Linked DNA regions of Homo sapiens: region 1 is linked to region 2. The links are chromatin contacts, found by Hi-C or POLR2A ChIA-PET in ENCODE. All regions are on one chromosome and are shown on one strand. Each heading gives the region's core, a stretch centred on a gene start or an enhancer-like site at or near the end of the contact. The rest is flanking DNA. Distances are from core to core; before and after follow the strand shown. Region 1 has its middle 22 kb from the start of FAM181B. Region 2 holds the start of ANKRD42 (ankyrin repeat domain 42).

Region 1 (5,577 bases), core at 3-2,502, 440 kb after region 2:
CTGTGATAACTGACTGTCATTTTTGATGTTAAAAACATTCTTAAAGATGAAAGCCAGAAAAGACCTTGACTAGGGTAATGAAATCTGTAATACACCCTGGAACAGACTATATAAAGATTTGAAGACAGACGAAGTACAGAAAGGCATGTTAAGAAGAATTCCCAGCTCATGGCAGCTTAGTGGAGAAAAGCTAAGATCACCATATGGTTATTTTTTCTGCCAAAGCACAGTGGCTTTTGCTTCTTGCACATACGAGTTATTGGAAATCATAGCATTTCAGCATACACTAGTGAAAGTTCTATCTCACCATGCTAAGAAGTTATAACTTAGAAGAGGAAGTTGAAGAGAAAATTCTTCAGAGGATTTACACCTACTTGTGAAAATCTCAAATCTAAAAGAGAGGCTACTGAGTCAGATTTCAGAGCAAAATACTCACATCAAATATAGCTCTGATTTGTAGTGTATGAAGAAAGAACTGGTTTTCCTCTGAGAGATATTTCTTATCCCTGACTGAAACAGCAGAGAAACTGAAAAGAATGGCCTTTGGTCCTTCAAATGTTCAAAGAATGAAAGTGAAAGCCTAGTCTTAAACAAAATATTAAAAAAAATTTTTTTAACCAATACTTCTTGTGGCATGTAACAGAGTCTCCTCCTATCTCCTTCTCAAAATTAGATCATTCGTCCATATCCTCTAAGAGCCTAAGATTCACTTTGGGATGACTCTGGTGAACAAAAAGCAAGCACTACCTCAAGCCTGCAATTCTGAGCTTTTATGTCTCATTGCCTGTCACAGGGAAGCTTCCTGGACATTTTAGATTTTTTTATAAACTGCAATTCAATAAAAATGAAGATTTTCCTTTTAGGTCACCATTTCTTCTGGCAGACTGAGCCTAAAGTGCACTTTATTTCCCTTTAATTTAACAGCTCCAGCAGCTTTTCCAGTTAAATCGACTGTTCATTATTGAGCCCCATTTAGGAAGGGGCTGTGCAGTGCAGTTTAATGAATCCTTGGCACAAAGCTCCCTTTCAGGACTGGGAAAGAATAGGGGCTGTTCAGGCCCTGTAGGGCTGTATGTCAAAGCCAGCCCATAATGCCTGTCAGCCAAGGGCAGAAATTCCCACTGATATAAGAATGTGCAAGAAATCAACTTTCACCACCGACGAGCAGATTAAGACACGATCAGGAAATGAGACTGTAGGTTTAGAACAGTGACACCTGTTTGAAGAGAGCGATTTTCCCATCCCTTGATCACTGAGTGGCTGGAGTGGGGGCTGGGCGAAGCTGCAGCACAGCCAAGCCCTCAAAGCCCTCCAGGTCCTCTGAGAGGGGAAGGAAAGACAGTGGGTGGGGGCATCTTTGAGCTAAACTCCATGCTAAGTGCCTTAACAAACTTTTTCTACTTTAATTCTTATAACAAGCTATGAGGATTATTTGCATATGACAGGGGAGGAAACTGAAGCTCAGGTGCTTTCATTTCTGGTTCAAGGTTACACTGCTAATTGGCCACTAAATGGCAACGATGGGATGCAGCATAGACCTGTTTGGCTCTAGGATGTCTGTCTTTTCCAGAGCTCTGAACTGAGGTTCATCAAATAAATGTGATCCTTTAGAAATAGCTGTACTTTAAAATTCTTAATTGTGCGGGGTATGCACTGAATGTGTATGTGTTGGGCACATGTGATATGTTGGGAATATCAGCACATGAGACATAGCATGATGGTATGAGGAGTGGTAGTTAAGGTACTGCCTTTACTGCTAGACCGGCCCAGGTTTGAATCTCAGCTCTGATAATGCTTATGTCTCTCAGACCTTGGGAAACTTTGGGAAAGTCCCTCTCACTAAGCCTTGGTTGTGTTATTCTTTCTCCCAACCCTGCCCCAGCCACACAGAGATCAAGGATGGTGGCTACGGTTACTCTGGTATTGCTAAGTACTCTTTGAAAGTTAAAATGGTCCAAAAGGTTTCTACAGAAGGGAGTCCTAGATGTCTTTGTGTTACATTAGTACCATGAGATTCTGAGTCCTCAAGGTGGGTGTGTGTATTGGTTTTCTTCCAGTATCATGGGGCAGATCAAGACTGTGGAAGTACGTTTTCAAAAAGGTGAAATCATGACTCTTAAGCAAATATAATATGGACCACATGTAAAAAATTGTTTAACTCATTAATTAGTAAGAGAACCACTGAAATGTTAGGACTGGTTCAAAGAACATTTAAGAAGTCAGATATATATACATATATATATATATATACATATATATATATATATACACACACACATATATATATGAAATGTTAGGAAAGTTCATTAGTTACAAAGAACTGAGATATATATCATCGTGGTCATCTGTTCCATTGACAGAAATTATTTGCATATCTACCAGAAAAAACTCTACCAAGTAAAAAATAATTGTACTAAATCTAATAGCAAGTAGTGAGAAGAATGAAATACATTCCTCTAGACAATCTTTGGCTGTTCTTTTTTCCTGTATAACATTGAAAGAATGTGGAACTAAACTTTCTGCCTCCATTCCAAGTTTTGGATAATTTTTCTGGTAACCCCCATATTTTATATGTAAATTTGGACCATCTAAAGAAAAGAAGTAATTTGTGTACATCATAGGGTTAGTTGCAAAGGCAGAAGTAAAACTCAGGTCTGCTGTCTCCTCTACATGGCTGTGAGACCACGTAGCAACCCTGTTTCTTTAAGCTAACGTTTCCACTAGAGACCAAAGAGTGAGAGGAGTTTCACTTTTCTGAGCGTAAAGAGTGAAGGGATACGCATTTTCCAGGGCAGTTTTAAACCAGTTTCAACTAAATTTAATAAGTATGCCAGTTGATCCACATCATTAAGGTAGAAATTAGGAAGTCAACCTCAGAGTTTACTTCTTGCTAATAGCATAGGGGTGATTTGGTTGCTTAGACAGGGCTCCCTGGAAACAGAGCTTGAAACGGAGAGTTGTATGCAGAAGGTTGATTGAGAAGGACTCTTAAAGGATGCATATGTACGAAGTGAGGAAGTCAAGATTGGATGAAAAGAGAAACTGACTTGTCATCAGCCTGAGCTAATCCCATGGGAAGCTCTGGAGCTGGAATGCCCTTTGGGGCCCGACTCAAGTTGAGGAAAGAGAGGTTTTGCCTTTGTATCCCTGCATCAGCCAGTCATTGGTCTCTGGTGCGCCTGGGAAGGGGTATGAATTTGGCTAATCCAGTTTCCTTCAGCAGAGGTTCAATGCTTGGTGAGGGGGCCAGCTGTAAGCCATTAGTAGCCAGCCAGCTCAGCAGCTAGGGGACGGGTTAATCAGCCCTTAGGTGGGATCTGCGCAGAGCTTCATGGTATCCACTACATTTGGCTTTTATTACAAGAATATCTGTAATAAAAATATAACAACTCAAGGGTCAACACCAATGGATGAGTAGTGAATGTCAGGAGCACTATGTTGAGAGGGGTTCTAGGCTCATCTGGGCTCAGTGGAAAGAGTGTGAAGATGGATAAGTGATGTCCATACAAGAGAGTGGAAAGTGAGGTTACATTTCTTCTTGAATTTGATGGTGGTGAAGGGTGACTACATCACACAGTTTGCCGTGAACCATCCAGGGTAATTCTAAATGATGTTACCTTGTATTCAAAAATTTCCTTGTTCAGAAGCTCGATTTTATGGACATCCTAACTAAGAGGTTCTTTTCTCTGCATCCCAGTGGAACAAGTAGCCTAGTATCTTCGGTGCATTTAGGATTTCAAAGAACACTGGCAGAGAGAAATTCCTTCAGCAACTTCTGCTTCTAACTTAGCAGCACAAAACTCCCTTTAGGCAGAGATCTACCGTTCCTGGCAATCTTCCTAGAATGGGTAAGGAGGAGGTGGAATGTGGAGACGTGAGGCAAAGTACAGGGAGAATAAAAACAGATTACAATCACAAAGAATTATTCTGTCACATGGTAAAGCAGAACTTTGCAGATATATCCATCTCTGGCCTAGCTGAAGAGGGTTGACCCTGTACTTAAAATCAGACACTCAGAAAGTTGGAAGGAAAGGTAGAGATCATCTCTTCATTTTATAGATGGAATATAGTCCAAAGTTACACTCTAGGTACTTGTGGAGTGGGGATTAGGACTCTGGTTCCTTAAGCCTCCCAGGCTAATGCTTCTTCCACTGGACCAGCACTTATTTGTCTTCTGTTCTCAAAAAAGAAATTAGTAGGATCTGTAGCAGTGACAACAACATGGAGGCAGCAATTTGGCCTCAGTTAAAAGAGAAAAATTGCTCACAGACCTGGGAGGATTTGGCAGAGAGGCTGGCAAGAAAATTGGTATATGCAAGAGGATGGGGAATTATTTTTTCCTGTGTAAACAGAGGATGGCTTCAGGTTGGGGGCCAGAGTCCCCTCTTGTGCCAGGAAAGTGACAAATGCTAAAAAGTGCTACCAAGAACAAGGCAATGTGCCACACACCATGGAATAGAAAGATAAATACACTCCTCTGCTCGGAAATCTCCAATGGCTCACCATATAAGATCAAGTCTAAGCTCCTTTCCATCAAGCATTCAAGCCACCCTTTCCAGTGTTCTCCCCCTCTACTCCCTGCCTCTCACCTCACATTCCAAACATATAGTACTATTTAAGCTACCCTGAAATTTTTCAAGAATGTATTTTTTTAAAAGTAGTTTTAGGTTTACAGCATAATTAAGACAAAAAGTTCAGAGATTTTTCATATATTCCCAGCCCCCACACATACATAGTCTCCCCCATTATCAACATCCCCCACCAGAGTGGTGCATTTGCTATAATTGATGAACCTACATTGATACATCATAATTGTCCAAAGTCCATGGTTTATTAGGGTTCACTCTTGCTGTTGTACATTTTATAAGTTTAGACAAATTAATGACATGTATCCATCATTATGCTACGATACAGAGTATTTTTACTGCCCTAAAAAACCTCTGTGCTCCACATTTTCATCCATCCCTGCCCTCCAATACCTAACAAACACTGAGGTTTTTACTACTTCCATAGCTTTACCTTTTCCAGAATGTCATATAGTTGGAATCACACAGTATGCAACCTTTTCAGATTCTTTTCTTTCACTTAGTAATATGCATTTAAGGTTCCTTCATGTCTTTTCATGGCTTGATAGCTCATTTATTTTTAGTGATAAATAATATTCCATTGTCTGGTTGTACTGTGGTTTATTTATCAATTCACCAACTAAGGGACATCTTGGTTTCTTCCAAGTTTTGGCAATTATAATTAAAGTTGCTATAAACATCCATGTGCAGGTTTTTTGTTGGAAATAAATTTCCAACTTTTTTGGGGTGAATATCAAGGAGACCAATTGTTCCATTGTATGGTAAGAGTGTGTTTAGTTTTGTAAGAGACCTCCAAACTGTCTTCCAAAGTGGCTGTAATATTTTGCATTCCTACCAGCCATGAATGAATTCCAGTTGCTCCACATTCTTGTTAGCATTTGGCATGGTCAGTGTTCTGGATTTTGGCCATTGTAATAGATGGGTAAGTGCTACCTCATTGTTGTTTTAATTTCTATTTCCCTGATAACATATGATGTCAAGGATCTTTTCA
Region 2 (5,931 bases), core at 2,478-4,977:
TTTTATATACTCTAATTATATCTTTGCTCTTAGCAAACTGCTATAACTGTACTCAAAAAGCCTTTCTGAACATCTACCATGAGTCAGGCACTATGATAACATGATAGAAAATGGACATGGATTTAATACATTTTTTTTCCGCCAACACATTAAAATCTATTTGGATAAATACATAATGAAAACAAAAACCTGACAGCAATGTCCTCAGAGAGTACAGGTAAAATTAAGGAGAAACAAAACAAGTCACAGAGGAGGAGGAAACATTCAAGCAAGACCTTGAAGAACAATTAAGATATATGGCAAATGGGAACGAGAGCATCTGTAAGGTGTGCACATGTACACATACACACACACACACCTTTAATAAACGTTCAGTGATGTTAATCCCTAGGCCGGACCTTCATTCTTCTTTAAACTAGCACAGCCAGACCTACAAATGATGTTCTATCCACTCTACTTATTTTACACAGAGACACTCCTCTAATCCATCTTACACAGACCAACTATCCTAATCACTTCATGCCCCTACTCTAAACTGCCACTGGTTGGTCACTGCTACTCTACAAAACAAAACCCAAACTCTCAGTATGACCTCTATGGCCTCCCATAATTTGGCTCCATCTAATTTTATGGTCTTTTTTCTCACTACATTCCATCCCGATTTATTCACTCATCCACTCATCCATCTACTCAACGTAAGTCTGGTGTCTACCATAAGGATAAAAAGATGAAGACACCCTCAAGGAACTCACAGATTAGTAGAGAAGATACAAACACAAAATACAAAATAATGTGGTAAAAGCAACGATGGAAATATTCATAGGAACCTGTGGAAGCACAGATGACTTCAAACTCAGCCAGGGTAGGAGGGAAGGGGAACACAGAAGGATTCCTGGGGAAAGTTACATCTAAGATAGAATCTTCAAGGATTAACAGGAGTTTGCCAAGGCAAGTAGGAGCAGTGAGTAGGCCTAAACAGCATGAACAGTAGGACATGGTCAAGAAACCACACACACACACACACACACACACACACACACTCTCACACACTCACACACAAATCCTACTACTAAAGTATTAAGGGGATAAATAGGCTAGAACTAGACAAGAAACAGACAATGGTGAAACTTATTTTTAAAAACTTGGACTTGAGCAGACAGTGGAGAATCACTGAGGAATTTTAAACAGAAGAATTATAATGATTGAGAGCTGTAAGGCTGAGTTTACAAGGCTAAATTCAGGGAAGAGAATTTACTGAATGGGGAGCAAAAAGGCAAGACTAAAGAGTAGGTTGATTGGCCGGGCGCGGTGGCTCACGCCTGTAATCCCAGGACTTTGGGAGGCCGAGGTGGGCAGATCATGAGGTCAGGAGGAGACCATCATGGCTAACACAGTGAAACTCCGTTTCTACTAAAAATACAAAAAATTAGCCGGGTGTGGTGGTGGGCCCCTGTTGCCCTAGCTACTCGGGAGGCTGACGCAGAAGAATGGTGTGAACCTGGAAGGCGGAGATTGCAGTGAGCTGAGGACCGCGCCACTGCACTCCAGCATGGGGGACAGAGCAAGACTCCGTCTCCAAAAAAAAAAAAAAAAGAGAGAGAGAGAGAGTAGGTAGATCATGTAAGAATACAGTTTACAATAGTCTAGACCAGAAAAAATGAGACTCTGAACACTGGGAAAAGAAAAGGAGAAAGATTCAACAAATATTAATAAAATTAGAATGAACTAAACTGGAATGGATACAGTGGGTGAAACAAGGGAAAAGTAATAAGATAACTCCAAGGTGTGTGGCTTTATCATCTGAGTGCTGTGGTGCCATTAGTTGAGACAGCAAACACTGAAGGACAGAGAGGATATATAGATATAAAATTACATTTTGGACATGCTGCTCTTGAGGTACCCAAGGAAAATTTCCAGAAGGGAGATATCTATATATATGTTTGCAGCTCCGAGGAGAGATACGGAATTCAGGTCTCAGTGTTACGTGTGTCTCTGTATTAGAATGCTTTTTCTGACACCCATACTCACCCCCTACTGGAATCAGTGGCATTCTACCGTCCTTTATAACACTGATCTCACTTGTCATTATTTGCTCAGCATTTATCTTCCTCACTAGAAGGTAAAGAATGTGCCTGTCTTCTTAAGTTCCTTAAGACGGAGCACAAAGTAGGCATATGCAGTAAATATTTACTGGATGGTTGAATGAGTAACCGATTTGAGGGCCACCAGTAGGACTGAAGTCACAGTAAATGACAAGAAAAAGAGAACCAATGATGGCATCATCAAGGGGTAAAAGCTGCATTTAAGAAGATGGCAGAAGAAAAGAAAACGGTAAGGGAAAGGGTCACTCAATGGAGTGAAAGAAGAAAACTAAGTAAGTACTAATTTGTCACCTCCACAGGGTCAAATGCTGCAGGGAAGTCAAGGAAGAACTTAAAAGGGTCCGTCCATTAAGACTGAACAAGAGTTGATGTCAAGCTGGGCAAGAAGACTCGGAGGAATAGTGTGGATGGAAAAAAGGAAAGAAAGCGGAAATAATACAGAACAGGGGAGAGCTGAACAGCTTTGGTATCCCCTGAAAATAAATTAAAAAGGGAAAGGGGGGAGTGACGGCTGAGAAAAGGAAATGCCAGAAAGGGCTAAGGCTGTTGCGGGCTTAAGTGAGAAAAGGAATACGACAGAGATGAAGGCCAATGACAGTCTGACTCACAGGGGTTTGCAGTCTCCCTAGAGGAAGTGGAGGGGCCTGAATTGGCCACCCCGGGCATGGCGCAACACCTCCGACTCTGGGGAGGAGTTGAGTCCAGGCCCCTGATGCTGCGGCGGTCTTCACTTGCTCTCACCCACGAGCCACTGCAGCGGCAGCGGCCCTCTTCTCCGTCGTCACTAGGACGGGGCCCAAGGTCCTCTCTTGCTCTCTCCCAGAAGCTGCAGCGGAAACCTTCGTCTTCACTTTCTCTCTCCCAAAAGCCACTGAAGCGGTAGCTGGCGTCTTCACTGCCGCTCACACCAGAGGAGTCGCTGGCTGCGTAGCCGCGGTCTCCACTTACTTCCTCCCAAGAACTACCAACGCTGTGGCCGCCTTCGACACTCCCTCCCTCCCAGGAGCCACTGAAGCGGCGACTGCGATCGTCACTGACTCTATCCCCGAAGTCACTAGTTCGCGGGTCCCGAATGTCACTGACTCCCTCCCAAGGACCACTGAGGCGGAGGCCTCGGTCTTCTCTGGCTGTTCCCCTGGAGTCGGTAGTTTGGTGGCCTCCAACTTCACTAAAATTCACGTCGCTGCTGCAGAAGGTGCTGTCTCCCCTAACTCTCTCCCAAGAGCAGCTGTGACTGTGGCCACTATCTCCCCTAACTCTCTCCCTAGAGACGCTGCGGCAGTGGCCGAGGTTTTCACTGACCCTTCTCAAGTCACTGCGGGAGAAGCCGGCGTCTGCACTTAGGCTTCCTGCAGCGACCCTGGAGCGGCGGTCGCTCTCTTCACATTTTCTTTCCCCGTCGTCGCTAACTCTTTCCCTAGACTCGGCGCCGGAATGGCCGTGTAGACCGTTTATCCTCCACACGTGGTGGCTAGTGCGGCGGCCACCGTCTTCGTCTGCTACTCCCTGCGAATCGCCGTAGCGGCGGCCGCCTTCCGCTGGTACTTTCTCGGAGTCTCTTTCCAGCCTCCCGACTCCAGCCACTTGGCTGGAGAGGCAGCAGGGCCGTCGCCTTGGAAACGAGTACACTTCCGACGTGCTGAGGTCATTTCCCGTTCCTCACGGCCCACGCTACTTCCGGTTTCCTTTCCCTCAGCTATTCCATGGCTTTTCGTGTGGACAAATCGGGAGGTGGTGTAAACTGGTTTTTGGTGAAATTCGGCTCGGCCTCATGCGAACCTATCTAGGTCCGTCTCTGGAGTGGCCTGTCATCGATCGCGCCCTCCATCGCTGAGCGACACAAGTGGAACCCCCCAGGACTGCATTCTGCGTAGGTGACCTGTGTGGCGCGGGCCGGGCGGGGCCTTTTTGTCCTTGGGCAAACGTGGTATACTTTCTCAGTGGTGGTTGGAAGGAAATTTGTTGCCCTGTCATTTCGCAAGTATGGAAAAAGACCTAAAGGAGAATTTAGCAGCTGCAGCCGCTGTTTTTATTGCGTACTTTACTAGCGCCAACTCTTTAATAATCGCTTGTTAGTTGTTACCCCTGTTTTATGGGTCAAGAGACTCAATATATCAGTACTTTGGTAAGGCCAGGCAGCAGGTAAGTTGTAAAACCAGTAAAAAAACACAGGTCATTAGTCAAAAGAGTGCTTCAGGTCTCCTGACTCCAAATCCGAGAATCCTTTCACTGTAGCATGTTTACTGCTCAAATATTTCTACAACCCTATTGCTTAACAACAGGAATGAATTATTTCACCATTTGTTGCAAACGTATGGGTCACGTTTTGTGCCAGCAGCAGAAAATACAGAAATTAGTAAGAATTACCTGCCCTCCAGGGGCATCACCAACCTGGATTCCCCTCTCGGCCCAGTTTTTCCACCCTTATTGCCTTCTCCCTTCAGGAATAATGAACTCGTCCTGGAAGCGTACCTTACTTTTTAATATCTCTGCCTTGTCATGTGCTGTTCGTCTTACCAGGAAACTACCCTGCTTTTCCCCCAGTTTTGGTCTGTGAACACATTTGGGAAATTCTTCTGATCCTACCGCTACTCTCTTGAGGTACAGTAAATTGTCTTTGACTTCCATCACCTTTTGTAATATTACAATTGCCATCTACTGAGTTCCTATGATCTGCCTGGCATTGTACTAAGTGCTTTATATTTTCTTGTTCATTTTTTTATGCCAACATAAATGAGTTTGACTCAATTCTTATTATAACCTGCCAAAATAAGTATTCCTCTTCCTTTTTACAGAGAGAGAAACAAGGGAAAAAAAAGTTAATTGCCTGAGGATATACTGCTAGTGTTGCGGGACAAATAGAGACGGGAGAGGCCAAACAGAATTCAGGACAACCCTTTATTATTAAGGTGATCACTGGCTCAGTCGGACTGGGGTCCAGAAAGTCTGAGCCCGGAACAAAGGGATCAATCACCTTTTAAGCAATTTGTGGCGGGAGTTTGGTGCTACAGGAAGCCTACTTGCAGAAGCAAGAACAAAGGCAGTTAATTATTCTTTTACATTTGTTACACCACATGTCTTACATCCTTGGGAATGCATGCTTTTGTAGCAATTGCTTATCAACCTTGTGACTTTACAGCGCGCTAGGGAGGGAAGCAGGAACTCGTGGTGCCTCAAGGAACGTGAAACGGTGGAACACAGATAAGCCTCTCCGTGCGTAGAGGAGAAATAAGCGGTTAATATTCTCTCTTAACCCAGGCCTCCGGAGGGTGGGGGGCTATATTTCATTCTACCTCTAAGGAAAAGAATAAACTTCTTGACTAATATACTTATAAAATTCATTAATTCCCCCTTCACTAGTAAATAATAAATACCTGACTTAGGATTCCAAAATAGGTCTTGAATTTTTCTGCAGGAGCTCCTCAAAGTCTCTGAATTCCCACAACCTTTTATTAGATCACTTATCCCATTGTATTATAATTATCTGTTTAACAATTTTTCCTCACCCCTAAAGGACCCTGAGCTTCTGGAAGGTAGGGACTGTATCTTAAAATCTTGGCATTTCTGATGTCTAGAATATTTCATTTAAGAGAAGGGCTTAGTAACTGTTGTGTGGGTGGGTTGATGAGTTAACTGTCAGGCAGGTGAACTAATAGGCTGAAGATAAAGTTTTTCACTGTTGGAAGTGAATTTGGGATTAGTCATCCTAATCCCCTCACTTTTAGAGATGGGGCAACTGAGTCATGCGCGGTGGCTCACGCCTGTAATTCTAGCACTTTGGGAGGCCAAGGTGAGCGGATCACCTGAAGTCAGGGATTTGAGACCAGCC

The links. Hi-C counts contacts between places; a loop is a spot of excess contacts on that map. ChIA-PET counts read pairs that join two places held with the same protein, here RNA polymerase II (POLR2A). Pooled maps may share reads with other maps.
Region 1: a loop to region 2 is called in a pooled map, with 3 times the contacts of the local background. The contact joins the enhancer-like site here to the promoter of ANKRD42 in region 2. A Hi-C loop is called at or near these places in 2 of 50 pooled maps. POLR2A ChIA-PET finds 5 or more read pairs at or near these places in 3 of 52 experiments (A673, PC-9 and activated naive CD4-positive, alpha-beta T cell).

Annotation. Positions count from the first base shown.
Region 1 is chr11:82,752,871-82,758,447 of GRCh38, reverse strand. No RefSeq gene overlaps it. Among named protein-coding and RNA genes, the nearest start is that of FAM181B, 22 kb to the right of the region's middle. Within about 2 kb of position 1,252, at least 2 of the 41 ENCODE cell types and tissues checked have a DNase peak (open chromatin) inside an H3K27ac peak, as active enhancers do.
Region 2 is chr11:83,191,508-83,197,438 of GRCh38, reverse strand. ANKRD42 (ankyrin repeat domain 42) reads right to left here and starts at 3,727. Exons shown (of 11, transcript NM_001300975.2): 1 at 2,711-3,727. The coding sequence starts at 2,768. It overlaps ANKRD42-DT (ANKRD42 divergent transcript), which reads left to right and starts at 3,770. Exons shown (of 3, transcript NR_149009.1): 1 at 3,770-3,972. RefSeq lists enhancers at 2,751-3,110, 3,631-3,740, 3,801-4,020 and a silencer at 3,318-3,496.